Linked DNA regions of Homo sapiens: regions 2 and 3 are each linked to region 1. A link is a contact called in ENCODE Hi-C or POLR2A ChIA-PET data. All regions are on one chromosome and are shown on one strand. Each heading gives the region's core, a stretch centred on a gene start or an enhancer-like site at or near the end of the contact. The rest is flanking DNA. Distances are from core to core; before and after follow the strand shown.

Region 1 (4,766 bases), core at 1,646-4,145:
CAGCTCACGGCCACACAGGCAGGCTGGCCCTCGAGGTCACAGCGGGGAGAATCTCTGGGATACTCATTCACATACTGTCTAGGCAGGCCCGAGGCAGGGATCCCACGGCGCCTCCCCAGGGCTTTGCTTGACCTCGGGGATTCAGGGTGTCTTTCCTCTACCGGCTCCCAATCTCCCTCTAGGTGGTGAGGGCTGGCAGGGCCGTTTGTGGGGGGCAGAGCAGAAAGAAGAAGTATAGTAGAGGTTGTGACTCCCTGGGAAGGTGAGGGCTCATGTGAGCCTATACTGAGTAGATACACTGAGTAGATTCTGACTAAGGACGTCCACGAAGTTATGTTCTTTCCTGAGATGCCACAAAAAGTCATCACCAGTCTGTAAAACTCCCAGGCAGAGGGTGTGATCGTCACATTAATCAAAAAGCAGGCAGCTCTACCACCTCGTACTCATCAGGATGGCCTCTGTCAAAAATCCAGAAACAACAACGTTGGGGAGGACGTGGAGAAAGTGGGCCCTTCGGAACCGCGGGTGGGACGGAAAAGCTGTGCGGCCGCGCGGAAATCTGTACAGTGGCTCCTCCAAAAATTAAACGGAATCACCACGTTATCCAGCAATCCTCTTCCGGGTATATATCCAAAGGAATCGAAAGCAGGGTCTCAAGGAGTTACGTGTACACCCGTGTTCACAGAAGTGTTATTCACATTAGGCAGAAGGTGGAAACAACCCAAGCGTCCATGGATCCATGGACAGATCAATGGATAAGCAAGACGTGATGGGTGCGTATGATGGAACGCGACTCACCTTAACAGGGAGGGAAACCCTGACACGCTACAACGTGCATGAGCCTGGGGGACATCCTGCTAAGTGTAGTAATCCTGTGATAAAAAGGATAAACGTTGTGTGAGGTTCCTAGTGGTCAAATTCACAAAGACAGCAACTGGAACGGGGGAGAGAAGATGGGGAGTTGGTGTGTAGTGGGGCCAGAGTTTCCATCTAGGAAGAGGAGAAAGTCCCGGAGATGGATGACGGTGATGGTTGCATAGTAATGTGAATGTACTTAATGCCATTGAACTGCACACTTAAAAAAGGTTAAGAGGGTCCATTTTATGTTAGGTGTATCTTAGCAGAACTAAAGCAAAACAGAAGGCAGTGTTAAAAACAGTGGATGACGAGCTCTCAAGGTGGTGGAGGCCATCGCCCACTTCACTTGGGGGACCCCTGCTCTCAGAAGCACACACTTCACGGGGTCACCTGGTGTTCATGCCGGCGACCTTTCTCTCCCTGCCTGTGGCCTGGCCCCAGGTCAGCATTCACCAGGTGGGGAGAGTCTGTGCAGCGCGGCGTGGGCCTTGCACGCTCCTTTTTGTGTTTGTTTGGGTTCTACTTTTCCGGACTGCGACACTTATAACTTCATTAGAAAATATCACTTTCTTCAGACCCACACATTCATTTATTAGGCACTTACGCTCCATAAAATGAAATGCACAGCAAGGCCGCTTTCATGCTTCCTTGAAGTTCTATCAACTTATTTTGGGGGCAGATTTGACCTGTCAGAGCACTTCCTCCGTGGGAGCTCCATATCTAAATATGTGCATATATAGTTTTCTACTTTACTGACGGTAGCTTTCATAAAGCCGCTTGAAGTACTTACTAAAAATCCATCTTAAGACTCTTTCTGCATTTTGGGAGGCCGAGGCGGGTGGATCACCTGAGGTCAGGAGTTTGAGACCAGCCTGGCCAACATGGTGAAACCCGGTCTCTACTAAAAAATACAAAAAATAGTCGGGCATGGTGGCGGGTGCCTGTAATCCCAGCTCCGTACTCCAGAGGCTGAGGCAGAAGAATCGCTTGAACCCAGGAAGCAGAGGTTGCAGTGAGCCAAGGTCGCGCCATTGCACTCCAGCCTGGGTAACAAGAGTGAAACTCTGTCTCAAAAAAAAAAAAAAAAATCTTCCCCACACATAATGTGGCAGGACAGGAAACACTAGGATTCCTCCAGTTTATGGGGAGATTGGGAGAGCTGAGGCTTCACAATGACACAGCCGGGTATGGAAAACACCAAAAGAAATATGCCTTTTTGGATGACAATACTCCACCCCAATTTCCAAGTATGCTACAACTTTTCCTCAGCCTCGATGGGAGGTATTTACAGTGAGTGGTAGAAGCTTTACTGCAATGCCCTGGTAGACACAGGCTCCACCAGGCTTGGCTTCTACACTCTCACTGGGTCTATGGATGAGCACAGAAGCCAGGTTTCTGGCTCACAGAGAACCTAAGTGCTGAGTTTATATATAAAGTGCACAGTGTGAATAATTAAATATGAAAACGTGTACACACCAAACAGGACATTTTTACTTAATGCCAAAGAAGCACAAACGACCCTTTCTTTTGGGAGTTTCACAAGCATTTCTGCTCAACAGTAATCCCCCAGTGACAGTGATAGTAGTGGTTTCAATATTTTGTTTATAAAAAGCAACATTATAAAATGCCCTGAAAGGTCTTGGCTTCTTTTGTGAGCTCTGAACTATTCAGAAATTCAGCTTGCTATCTGGGGACAACAAATAAATCCCTACTCTAAAAAAATGGGATTCGGGTTTTTCTCCTGTGCTGCTTCCTGGCCTTAACGCTTCCTGGGGACTTACCGTCATTTGCTCAGTTACGGTTTCTATGGGATGAGTGGGGAAGCCGCGTGGTGAGGAAGCCTGGCTCGCACCCGGCCTGCGCTCTCTCGGGCCTGGCCGCATCGGCCACCAGGGGGCAGTGTTGTCATTCGCTGGCGACGCCGCCCCGCCCCGAGCGGATGCCACCCCGTTTCCAGCCTCCGGTGCTCACCGTAAGCTCTGTTATTATTATCTTTTGATTTATAAAGCGCCGTTCCTCAGCAGATTCCCCGCCCCCCAGCTGCTTCCGAGAAAGCTCGCAGAAGCGTTCGTGCGCAGGCGCGGAAGCCCCGCACAGCACGCGGTGGGCCCGGTTCGGGGGGGCGCACGGCCTGGGGCGTCGGGAAGAGGCTGCGGGCAGCGGGGCCTGCGGGCGCGGCGTGGCGGGGCGGGAAAACGGCTCTGTCCCGTGGGGCGCAGGCAGGAACGTGTTCCCATAAAAGACACAGGGAAGACCAACCCTGGGCGTTAGCCATCCAAACCTTCCCTCCCGTGCGAAACCCGCTGCCCTGCGGCCAGGACTGTGAGGGAAGCGATGGGAGGAACCCGGGAGCCCGCGAAGGCCGGGCCCCAGAGTCCGGGCGCCCCTGAGCGGGGCGGAGGGGACAAATAGAACCTTTTTAAGGACAGCTGAAAGAGATTATAAGCGCGGTGTGCTGGGACTTTGGAAAGGGCGCGAGTCATTAGTGGGGGCGAATCAGAGGGGAGTATGTTGACGGGATAATAACAAAAATAAAGAGGCTTGATAAGAAAGACACGGCTTTTGGAGTCAAAGGGAAAATCCGGGACAATGAGGGTTGGCAGGTTCCTGGGACACAAACCAGGAAAAACAGGGCCACACCGGAGCGGCCTGCCTGGCTCCAGCACAGCCGGTGCAGAAGCTAATTTTGTTCCGAGTCCTCCTAGCTCAACAAACATGCCGCCATAGCACCTATTTTCTTTTAGGTAATGCTCACAACAACCTAGCAAAGTGGGGATCATCTTCACCACTGTACAGATGAAGAAATTGAAGGTCAGACATTCAAGGTTATGTGGCCACATGAGAGAAATACCAGAGCTGGGATGAAGACTCAACGGCTCTCAGACACCAGGTTGCTTCTTGAGAGAAGCCGGATGGATGTGCATGCAGGGAGGTGAGCCTCAAAGCAGGTCCAGCTTTCTCCCGTGAGTGTTCCAGTGGCTTAGGGTTAGGGTTAGGGTCCAGAGGAGGAGAGGCGTCCAGAGCTGGGGCCGTCTGCGTTTTGCCTTGCTGTCCCAGAGTGGCAGCGAGGAGTGGCCTGGCCTAGAGGGTCTTTGTCTTATCTTGTGACTTGCTGTTTCTCCTCTGTCTGCAGGAGCTGGGGGAGGTTGGAGAAGCCGCAGCCCAGAAGGGGAGGGAGGACACCATGTCAGAGCTTGCTGGAGCAAGCTTTGGAGGAAGGCCACAGGGGACATTGTCACCAAGGGCCACGGCAGCGTGCACCCTGGGTTAGAGAAAGGGGCAAATTATGGATATGAAAAATGCTTCCCTCAATGAAAAGGACCCTGCTGAGACAGGATGGCTGTGGGCCAAATACCCCTACAGTGCCTGATTCTTTTATCTTATTATTTATTTAAACAAGACCAGCATTTTGCTTTAGATAGAAAATCTCTCTCTGCTACAAAATTGCAAGCCCTGGGAAAAGTCTCCAAGAATGGCTGATGCCACAGTCAAACAATAACATACATGTCGGGGTGAAACAGTGCACAGAGGATGAAAAAAGGGAAAAGCTCGAGGCCCCGGGAGGAAGGAGCTGGGAGGGTGGAGGGCGTGGAGGTGTGAGGGCCCAGAGGGATTGCCCAGGAAGGTATGGAGGACCGAAAATGGATCACCAGCCCTCATGGACAACTTAAACTAAAGGTGGAAAAGACAGAAAAGCTGGCAGGGGGAATTGTCTCCAGCCAACCTGTCAACTTTTGGAAAAAGATGGATCACAAAGAATGGGAAGTGGAAGAGAAGGAGAGGAGAAACCAAGAATAAAGAGCAGACGCTGTGGGCAGAGCTGTGGGGCGCCCATGCTGGCAGAGCTGGGTTCTAGGGCCCTGGTTTCGGCTGTGTAACCGCTTGCCCAGCCCTCATCTCATCCCTCA
Region 2 (4,766 bases), core at 1,118-3,617, 200 kb after region 1:
AGTAAATTACTGGATGCTTTAAACGGTTTATGGTGACGTTTTAAATCAAATCTACCCCCAGAAATAGGGTTTGTATTGAGCATGTGTGTGGTGGGGTTTTCTCCCTAAATGCAGTACCTCAGAATCATTGCAAAGGAGCGATGACATCCAGCTTCTCATTCTCCTGATAAAAACACGGAGGTCTGGGGAGGGTCAGTGACTGCATGAGAGCACAAGCTAACGTGGCGGCAGGGCCAGGACTGGAGCTGTGAGTGGTGTTTCAGAGTGCCAGCTGTCGCCCGGGCAGAACACGCATGGACCCAGGAACCACGTGATGGTCCTTGCCACTCCAGTGCCTGCCTGTTGTCTGCACCTTACCTGGGCTTTGGGCTTAGGTCAGCAGCTCTGTCTTCCAGCATGGCTTCTGTTTCTAGTTTGAGCAACACTGAAGGACCAGGGGCAGGGGCGGCCCCGAGCCCAGTGCCAGGTCCTGTGTGGAATAGAAAGGTGTGTGAGCTGCGGATGCTGGAAGCCTGACCCCACCATGACATCGTTCTGCATGACTTGCAGGTGATTCACACAGACCAGCCAGCACTGGCTGCTGCACCGTCCTTCCTCATTCCCATGACACAGCACAGGCCATGGCAGGTAAAGACAGAGGGCAAATTGAAAATACAGGTTAAAAGGCTCCTTTTCATTGAGTCCTGTTCACCTGACAATGACCCGTTGAGTAGGAAGTGTGGGGCTGACAGGTGGAGTGAGCCTAAGGCTAAGCCACAAGCGAGGGGCCCAGGCTGGGCCTGGAGCATGGTGTCGCCAGCTTCGAACCCTGCCCAGACAGCCGTGTCTCCCACGCCTCCTCAAAGAGGGCCTCTGATGCACAAGTGCTGTTTTGCTTGGCCAGCATAAGTTCCCTCTTCTGCTAACAGCCCCTCAGGTTTCCTGTGGGCCTGACTGTACCCTAGACTCAGGCTTTTGGAGGGTTGGCTGGACACCAAGCTCCTGGCGGGGTGCAGGGGCATTCCACCTGCCTTGCCTTGGTGATTGGCTCAGCGGGGCGATCATGATCCCAGCTGGGTGCAGAGACGCTGTCATGAAGAGAAGCTTCCTCTTTCTGCTGGAACTGCCAGCCATAAAGGTCAAGTAAGTCCTGAGCTTTCAGTTTCCCCCTGAGAGCAAAGCCACCAGGTAGGAAAGCTGAGATACAGAGGGCAGCGGGAAAGGGAGAGACCAAATCCGAATGACCGCATCCTGGAAGGCCTGGGATTCAATTGTGCCCCAGATTGAATCCAACACTGTTCAGTAGGTTCCCATTCTGCCTAAGTCAACAGTTACATTTCTGTCACTGCATCAAATACCAGGTTCATAATTCCAGTGTCCACATAGGGCTATGGGAAAAAACAGGAAAACTCTGAGGCAATTGCCAGTAAAGAATGTAAGCCTAATCGCATTCCACCAAGAGTTCTCCCAAAGCCCCCCTGCAGCCTTGCACTCGGGAGAGCCTCATTTAGCAGTGGAGACACACAACAGTGGCTGCCTCCATTTTGCTCCCTGCTTTGAATTGAGCATGAATTGTGCCATGATGGGGTGCACAGAAGGTAGGGCCGAAGAGCAGAGGCAGACCACCCAGCTGAGCCTGGGACAAAAGACAGCTCTCAAGACAGTTTGCAGGATGAGGGAGAACAAGAAGAGGAACATTTGGGGAGCAGGGGAGATGAAAAGCCCACTTTTAGAAATATGAAATTTTGGGCTATCTGCAGGACATCTGAGTAGTCATGTCCACTCAGGATGTAAAACGCAATTCTTAAAGTAATGGTGGACAGACATATGGGTCGGAGATACCAAATTTGTAGTCAACAACATTTGGGCAGTGGGGTTGGGGGAAGGTAGAAGGAGAGGTAGGGTTAGTTAAAACCATGGACACAGATGGATGAGGCTGCCCAGAGACAAGATGAGAGAGGAAGACGACACAGCCAGCCCTTGTGGGACAGCAGCCTTTAAAGGGCAGGACTGGGAGTGGGAACCAGGAAGGAAAACAAAAAGAAATGGTCAAGAATGAGAAGAAAAAAAAAACCAATGGGAAATGTCACTGAGGCTAAGCAAGAGAGTGTTTCCAAAAATAAAAGCCATTGAAAAAACCAAATGCCATGGAGATCAAAGAGAAGAAAAGCTGGGAAGGATCCCTGGGATTTAGTGGCCTTCTGCAGAGCAGCTTCATTGGTGTGACAGTGGCATGGACCACACCAGACACACTGAGCTGTCCCTTTCCTGAAGCGTCCTGCCTCTCTCCAAGAGTTCTGTGTGTTTCTCTCTCTCTCCTCCTCCTTCCCTGAGCCCCATACTTGTCTCTGTGTCTCCTCGTTGTGCATGCCTCCATGACCACGCTTAGTACATTCCAGGGAAATGATTCCCTTTGCATTTTTCTTTCTTACCAGACCATGAGCTCCTCCAAGCCAGGGACTCTGTGACTCATCTTTCTCTTTTAAGCATTGAACTTTGGTATCACTTACATCTGACAAAACGCACACATCTTAAGTAAGCAACTCAACTGATTTTTAGACACGCATCCACCTGGGTGATCCCAGCTAGATGAAGACATACAAGTTTCTAGAACCCGAGACCCCTGCCCCATGACCCCTCCCAGTTGACACTATTCTGACCTCCATCGCCAGGAATTAGTTTTGCCCAGTTTTGAACTTCATAGAAACGGAGCCATGGAGTCTGTACTCTTTGGAGCTGTCTGCTGTCACTTGACCTTTTGTCATCGTATTGCAGGTAACAGTAATCTGCTCCCTTCCACTGCTCTGTGTTGAATGAATCTACCATAATTTACGTGTCCACGGTTCTGTACGCAGACACGTGAGTTGTTTCCAGATTGTGCTGTTAAGAACAAGGCTGCTATGGGCACTCTGGTCCATCTCTTTAGTGGACATAGAACTCATGCTGGGAGGGACATGCTCCGGAGCCTGACTGGCATCTGATCGTTTCAGTACTCTCTCCTCATCCTATACATGGGGCCAATAGAGTAGACACCTAATAAGTAAAAATCACCCTGAAGTCATAAGCAAGTTTTCAGCAAATCTCTTACAGGAAGTTACAGTTAAAGCCGTTTCATAGGGTCTTTGTGGTATCATCAACAAATATTTTTGATTCAGTTTCCAAAAGCTCATGAGTAGGCCAAAAGATCAATTAGCAGACAACATCAGCCCCTCTACTTAAAGAAGTCATAATACAGGCTCATATATGTATATATATATATATATATTCAGTAGATAAGGTGAACAGCTTTTGTAATGAATAAGATAGCATATGAAGAATTTGTCTTCAAAGAAGACTCAGAAATAGGATCTGCAGTTTCACCAAGGGGAGAGATGAGACATGTACTCTACTCTAGGTTGGAAGGAGGGCCGGGTCAATGTAACTATTATTTTGCACAAAAAAATATGCTTGGGCAGGAATGGGGCCTCAGCAGGTGCCTCAATAAGTACCCCAGGAATGAACCTCACCAATCAAGATACCAAATTTGGGGGCTTACTTGTGAGATTCAGTTTTCACTGGTTAGAAGAAGTAAGCACTCCGGGAAAGCCAAGGAAGCAGGAGAAACCAGCCTTCGTAGTATGAAGAATGACATCAGGAAATGCCAGAGTTTCAGACTGTCACTATGTCCCCCTATCCTCACCCCCACTTTGAGGGGCAGAATTTGACCACAGGCTTGGCCTGAGTTTGCATAAAAAGAAGTGAAATCTTACCTGAAAGAAAGGATAAAAGGAACTGCAAGACACTGCAACTTCCGGTTTGGATGCAAGCCTTTTTCTTCATTCCACTTTCCTCCTTCTCCCAGGCCTCTGCCCAACCCATCACCCCAAGGCAGGATGCAAATCCAAATTTGAAGCCAATAGGATTTACTGGTGTTTTTCTGAGTGGCCTCCGTCCCCTTGGAACACTTTCCAAGAGGGAGGGAAATGACTATCTGCCTGCCCTGCTTAAAGTATCCATGCAAAATGAGGAGAGAAATAATTTAATCACAGGTGCTGGTGAGGGTGAATTGAAGGCCATCAATCCTCTGTGGCTGGCAGGCGCAGATAAGAAACAGAGGACATGTGTGGGGGTGGAAATGAACACAAGCGAATATCCTTTGCTTTCTCAGGCAGGGTCTGCCCCAGAGGGAGCAAACTAATGTGTCTCCCTGAGCATCCAACTCCTCTCATTCAAGTGTCAGCTTAAATACAATGACACACTCATTTGCTTCATGGTCTCCCATTAATAATATATGAGAGTTTCTGTAGAAAGCCTGAAAAAAAACTTTATGGGAAACGATGACAAGAGTTTTCACCTGTAGTTCAAGGATGTGTGAACTGGTGACACGGGGGCAAACAAGGAGTGAGTAGTGTACTCACTGGTGTTGGGGACACTGGCTCCTGTGATGCCTGCACCTGGACAGTTCAGAAATCCCAGTGGGAATCTCCAAAGAGGCACAGAACCATGCCAGGGGGCACCATTTACACTGAGAGCCAGTGAGGAACAGAACGGGAATGAACGTCATCACATCACTGTCTGAACATTGGCCAAGTGTCCTGAGATACCCAGAATGCTACTGAATTTTAAGTAGGTTATTTCATTGTCTTGGTAAATGTACTCAGAAGTGTCAGGGTTAGAACTCCTATGTTTTGGAGTTTTGAATATGTATGTACAATGTAAGCACACGAGATGGAAGGCAAGAAAGGGAAGTGGCTGCAGAAGTTTGAGAACCAACCACATCCCCAAGAAACACTCACCCATTGAAGAAT
Region 3 (4,766 bases), core at 688-3,187, 150 kb after region 1:
TCTCTCTCCCCACTCCGACCCCGGCTAGACATTGCTCCAGAGAGAACGCCCTGCTTAACGGCCATCATGCCAATCTCAAAATCTGCTTTCTGGGGATGCCAGACGGCAATGCTGGGCTGTACTTCAGAAGTTCTGGTCCTGACCATTGGATTCCTTAGGATCACAACAGACAGCACGAATAACTCACATGCTTACAAAGGTGAGCAGCTACTGCAAAGGAACGTGGGAATACGCCCTAGAGGTCACTGGCCTCAGCAGCAGCCAGTTGATCCAGCATCCTGTCTGCACTTTACAAATTGGCGGGAGGAAGTACAGCACTGCTGCAGATGGCAATGTCACCCATCGTGGTGTTCTGGACAGATCCAGTTACGTTGTCTGGCTCATTCAGTAGGATGTGTCCACATCCTGCACCCCTTGAGCACATCGGGGTGAGCAGCTGTTCACTCTGAAGACGTGTGTGGTTTCATATCTCTGAAAGGCTGGATGCCCAAGCCACAAAGGCTAACCTGGGAAAAGATCACTGGGGACACTTTCTCAAAAGGTGGCTGCACAGCAGGTGGCTCTAGGGATGTCTAGGCTTCTTTCTCACCTGACCCAGCCATCCTGACAACAAGCAGTAGAGCACTGGGGTTTAGGGTAGTGGCTCTCAAAGTGGTCTGTGGACCAGTATGAGCATCACCTGGGAAATTATTTTGAAATGTAAATTCCCAGGCCCTGCTCCAGACTTACTGAATCAGAGACTGGGTGTGGGACCAGGGAGCTGCATTCTAACAAGCCCCACAAGGGGTTCTGATGCAAACATTTCAGATTAGTGTTTGGGGACTTTTTCTGTAAAAGGCCAGATAGTAAATATCTCAGGCTTTATGGACTATGTGGACCCTGTAAGCAGCCAGGGATAGCCTGCAAACGGATGAGGGTGGCTGTGTCCCAATCAAACTGTATTTGTAGATGCTGAAATTTGCATTTCGTGTAATTTGATGATGTCATGAAATATTCTCTTATTTTAATTTTGTCAACCATTTAAAAATGTAAAAAACAATTTTTAGTTGCCAGGCCATACAACAGGCAGTCTTCCAGATTGACCCCAGCCTGTAGGTGCCACCCCTCGTGTTGAGTTCGGACTGGATTGGAATCCTGGAGCTCCCCTAACCAGGTGGGCAGCCTTGGGCAAGTCATACAGTCTGTGTGCCTCAATGTCCGCCAATATGAAATGGGGCAGTACTAGCACCTGTCTCACATGGATGCTATTAACGTTAAATGGTTACCGCACATATCACAGCCCTAAGTAGGAGCTTCTTATTTTCCCGTCCATGCGTAACTTACCTCCTTCTTATGGTCAGTTGTCCATTTCATGAGAGGTACAGCCGTCCAGCACAGAGACCCCCACAAGTGACCCTGAGGCTCCCAATGGTCTTGTCTTGGGCTCCCCGAATGCCTTCCAAGATGGGTTCATAAGGGTTGCATGCTGCTTTTGCCCCAGGAGACGAGAACCCCCAGGGCTCTGGCAGGACAGCATCCTAGTTAGATGAGCTGAATGAGCTCTTTCTCAGCCGTTGATCTGCTGTGCTGCTCGGGGTCATCCGCAATGTTCTAGGCAACGCACCACGGCTCCAATTTAACAGTTGACAAGGTCAGTCCACCCTTTATTTATAGCTTGGCCTGGAAAGTGCCAAAAGCAATGTTTTAAATAACAGTAGGGCAGGTGTCTGTGTGTGAGAGACAGACAGAACATGACAAGGGAAAAGTGACAAGAGTGGCAAATTGGCGATTCTTGCACAGGGAAGCCAGCATACCAGCCCTAAATGACCCTGCTGAAAGGGATGAGGAGGTAGCATGCCTGGAGGAGGAAGTGGAGACCTGGCATGGAGCCTCAGCTGGCTGCCTGGACAGTGCCTGTATGGAACCAGGCCAAGGCCCTGGACATCTGTGATACACACTTGTGATGTGTTCAGGGCTGGGGGTGCCCCTCTTCTACTGTGCTGTCCTTCCAGAGCCTGGGAAGCATGCTCCAAAACGTTCCTTGTCTTCTCTCATCAAAATGTAAGCCACGCTCTCCAGGCAACAATAAAATCCCTATTTGGTGCAACTGGCCCTTTGCTCACTCCTGCCAAATAGGGAAGTGCGTGGTTTATGAACTAGATAACAGTTTCTGGCTGTCCGTGATGAAAGACACTGAAATATGCTACAATGGAAACTGTGAAGTGTTTGTCTCTAGAAATTAAGAGTTTTCGATGTAAGAGGCAGAGGGGAATAAAGAGGTTTTTCTTGTTCAACATTTTCCTATTTTGCTAAACAAAAAGAGTCTGATGCAAAATAGAAAATTCAATTGCACACATTTTATCTAGATATTCTGTCACTTATGTATAACAGGAACTCCAAGAGGTAATCAAGATTCTTCCTATTCACAGACGACTCAACTGAGGCTCAATAAGGTGAAACAACTTTCTCAAGACCCTGTGGGCAGGAGTGGAGGAGTGAAGCTAAGAGTCCATTTGGCAAATGAATCTGAGCCAATGAGAAACAGCTCCAAAACCATCCCACGAGGGAGCAGGTGAGAAAAGGTCCCTATAGAGGCAAGGAAAGCCCCAAAACACTGCCAAAAAGTGCCTACACATGATCTATTTTGTCATTTCTCTGTGGCTTCTTTAAAAATTAATTTCCCCATAGTAAGACAGCCTTTCCAGAATAAATCAATTTCCCCATAGTATGACACCCTTTCCAGAATCAATTAATTTCCCCATAGTAAGACAACCTTTCCAGAATAAATCAATTTCCCCATTGTATGACACCCTTTCCAGAATAAATTAATTTCCCCATAGTGTGACACCCTTTCCAGAATAAATCAATTTCCCCATAGTATGACACCCTTTCCAGAATAAATTAATTTCCCCATAGTGTGACACCCTTTCCTTGGCTTTCAGTGACCACTTGTTAAGATCCTTGGTGACATTGTCCTTCACAGAGATAACTATTTGGGTCGAAATCTCTAACCATGTCATGTGAATGCCAAGGATGGACTGTTCTGACCCCGTCCTCAGAGACAAATGCTCTACACTCTGACACATTATTTTTTGTCTTCTCTTCGACTCCAGCCCTGTCCTTGTTGTCACTGACTCCGTCCTGCTTGGCCCAAGGACAGGCTGAGCTCTCCCCAGTACCATGTGGACACAACAGTCATGAGAGGGCCACAGCAAGGGGTATCCATGGAATATCGTCTTGCTTAGGATGTTTCAAACTTGTCCAAAGGACAACAGGAGGACTTTACCCTGGAGGACTTTTAGAAGAACATGTGTTCCACTATGCACATCTGTAGTAAAGGCCGACAAAGAAACCAAACTGGGACCAATTGAGCTAACATTTCTTGAAGGCCAGTGCCAGACACAAGCCCTGAGTCACAGAAATATGGTAGCCAACTTTGGATGAAGCCAATTTCTCATCCCTACTTCCCTCAGCAGAAGCCAATAGTGAGATGGATACTCCCACCTGACACGTGACTAGAACTCATTCTCCGAATTCTGAATCCTCTTTCATTACTCTATAAACTCTGCAACCTGATAGTCAGTGTTATCCCTAATTCAGAAGAAATTCTACCTTAAAGCTCTGCCTCCCCTGGCCCATTCTCCTTCCCTTGGCATCAGGAGGTATTCAACCATTTTGATGAGCCTGGAGATCTAAACTTATGAGAAAGGTTTGCCTGGGCTAATGCCCCTGCCCTGTTGGGTGGTGCCTGGGGTGCCATGGCACTTGGGCACGAGGAAAACACACCACCCCCCATGCAGGTGCTTTCATGGCTTGGAGAGAGTGCAAAGTGCATACTCATGCCAGGGGTGGCCAGCGTGGCAGGTGGGAGCCCTGGGTCTCCTTCCCAGGTATCCACTGCTGAGTCAGCCCTGCCAATCCTCCTCATCTGTTTTGCTTCAATGTCTGCCCTAAAGGCTGTGAGCAAAATCGTTCCCTCAGCATTTTCCTTACAGCTAAGAGAGGGAGAAAGAGAAAGATGAAGGACATTCACCCTCTGGCCCTACCCAGAGGCCTCTGTGGGCGTCCCGCAGGCAGAAGAGGATGACAGATGTCACCCCTTCCCTTGTGTGCAGGGGAGGCCGCCTCTGCCTGATTCTGTCCAGTTAGCAAAACAGGAGGAGCTGCCAAGACAAATAGCTGAGATATGAGAGTTACAGCTAGCGCTCACCACGGTGTGAAACAGACCCGTGAAACGAGACATCAAGGATGCTGCTTGGAATAGCTTGAATGTCGAACATTCTTTCCCAGTGGAGGGACAGAAGGAGGCCAGCAGCAGCAGTGTGGGAGATGGAGGCACAGTGTTGTCCTGGGGGCCGACACACGGGGCAACCCCAGGTATCACCCTGGGAGGTGGGAGACAGTGCCCACTCTTCACCCATTCCATGCCAAGGCTCCCTGCTACCCTCATCAAAAAATAACACGGCTATTAATAGGTCATATCAAAAGAGCCCTTGTAGTTTATAATCATTTTCATCTGGCTTAGGGAACAGCAACCATAAAATGTCTGTCTGGTGGCTGCTGGGCCGGCAGGGCAGGTTTATATTAGCTAGTACTCAGAACGTGGTGGCAATGACAGACTAGGCAGAGGATGGTTTATGGGCTTTAATGCCTGTGCTGACATGGAGGATCGGAGCGAGATTTATTTTATGCCCGGGCCATCACTGAACACTGAAAACCAGTCATTACAAGCCAGATGACAACTGGAATGCACTAATCACTTGAAGGAATATTTATTTGGTTTTTAA

What was found. A loop is a pair of places that touch in the nucleus more often than their neighbours do. ChIA-PET counts read pairs that join two places held with the same protein, here RNA polymerase II (POLR2A). Pooled maps may share reads with other maps.
Region 2: a map of PC-9 shows a loop between it and region 1 (10-fold over the local background). The contact joins the enhancer-like site here to the promoter of LINC02521 in region 1. A Hi-C loop is called at or near these places in 21 of 168 maps with a recorded cell type or tissue (CD4-positive, alpha-beta memory T cell, Caco-2, HCT116 and 17 more), 7 of 37 single-sample maps with no recorded cell type and 26 of 50 pooled maps. POLR2A ChIA-PET finds 5 or more read pairs at or near these places in 2 of 52 experiments (Caco-2 and K562).
Region 3: a map of heart right ventricle shows a loop between it and region 1 (2.3-fold over the local background). The contact joins the enhancer-like site here to the promoter of LINC02521 in region 1. A Hi-C loop is called at or near these places in 7 of 168 maps with a recorded cell type or tissue (PC-9, Right ventricle myocardium inferior, Right ventricle myocardium superior and 4 more) and 11 of 50 pooled maps. POLR2A ChIA-PET finds 5 or more read pairs at or near these places in 2 of 52 experiments (AG04450 and activated CD4-positive, alpha-beta T cell).

The regions. Positions count from the first base shown.
Region 1 is chr6:2,632,629-2,637,394 of GRCh38, reverse strand. LINC02521 (long intergenic non-protein coding RNA 2521) reads right to left here and starts at 2,895. Exons shown (of 3, transcript NR_149119.1): 1 at 2,640-2,895; 2 at 1-458. LINC01600 (long intergenic non-protein coding RNA 1600) reads left to right here and starts at 2,792. Exons shown (of 3, transcript NR_131168.1): 1 at 2,792-2,830; 2 at 3,603-3,790.
Region 2 is chr6:2,430,097-2,434,862 of GRCh38, reverse strand. No RefSeq gene overlaps it. Among named protein-coding and RNA genes, the nearest start is that of GMDS-DT, 190 kb to the right of the region's middle. RefSeq lists enhancers at 1-700, 1-1,038. Within about 2 kb of position 2,367, at least 2 of the 41 ENCODE cell types and tissues checked have a DNase peak (open chromatin) inside an H3K27ac peak, as active enhancers do; they include PC-3 and PC-9, where a contact is called at or near this core.
Region 3 is chr6:2,477,727-2,482,492 of GRCh38, reverse strand. No RefSeq gene overlaps it. Among named protein-coding and RNA genes, the nearest start is that of LINC02521, 150 kb to the left of the region's middle. Within about 2 kb of position 1,937, at least 3 of the 41 ENCODE cell types and tissues checked have a DNase peak (open chromatin) inside an H3K27ac peak, as active enhancers do; they include heart left ventricle and heart right ventricle, where a contact is called at or near this core.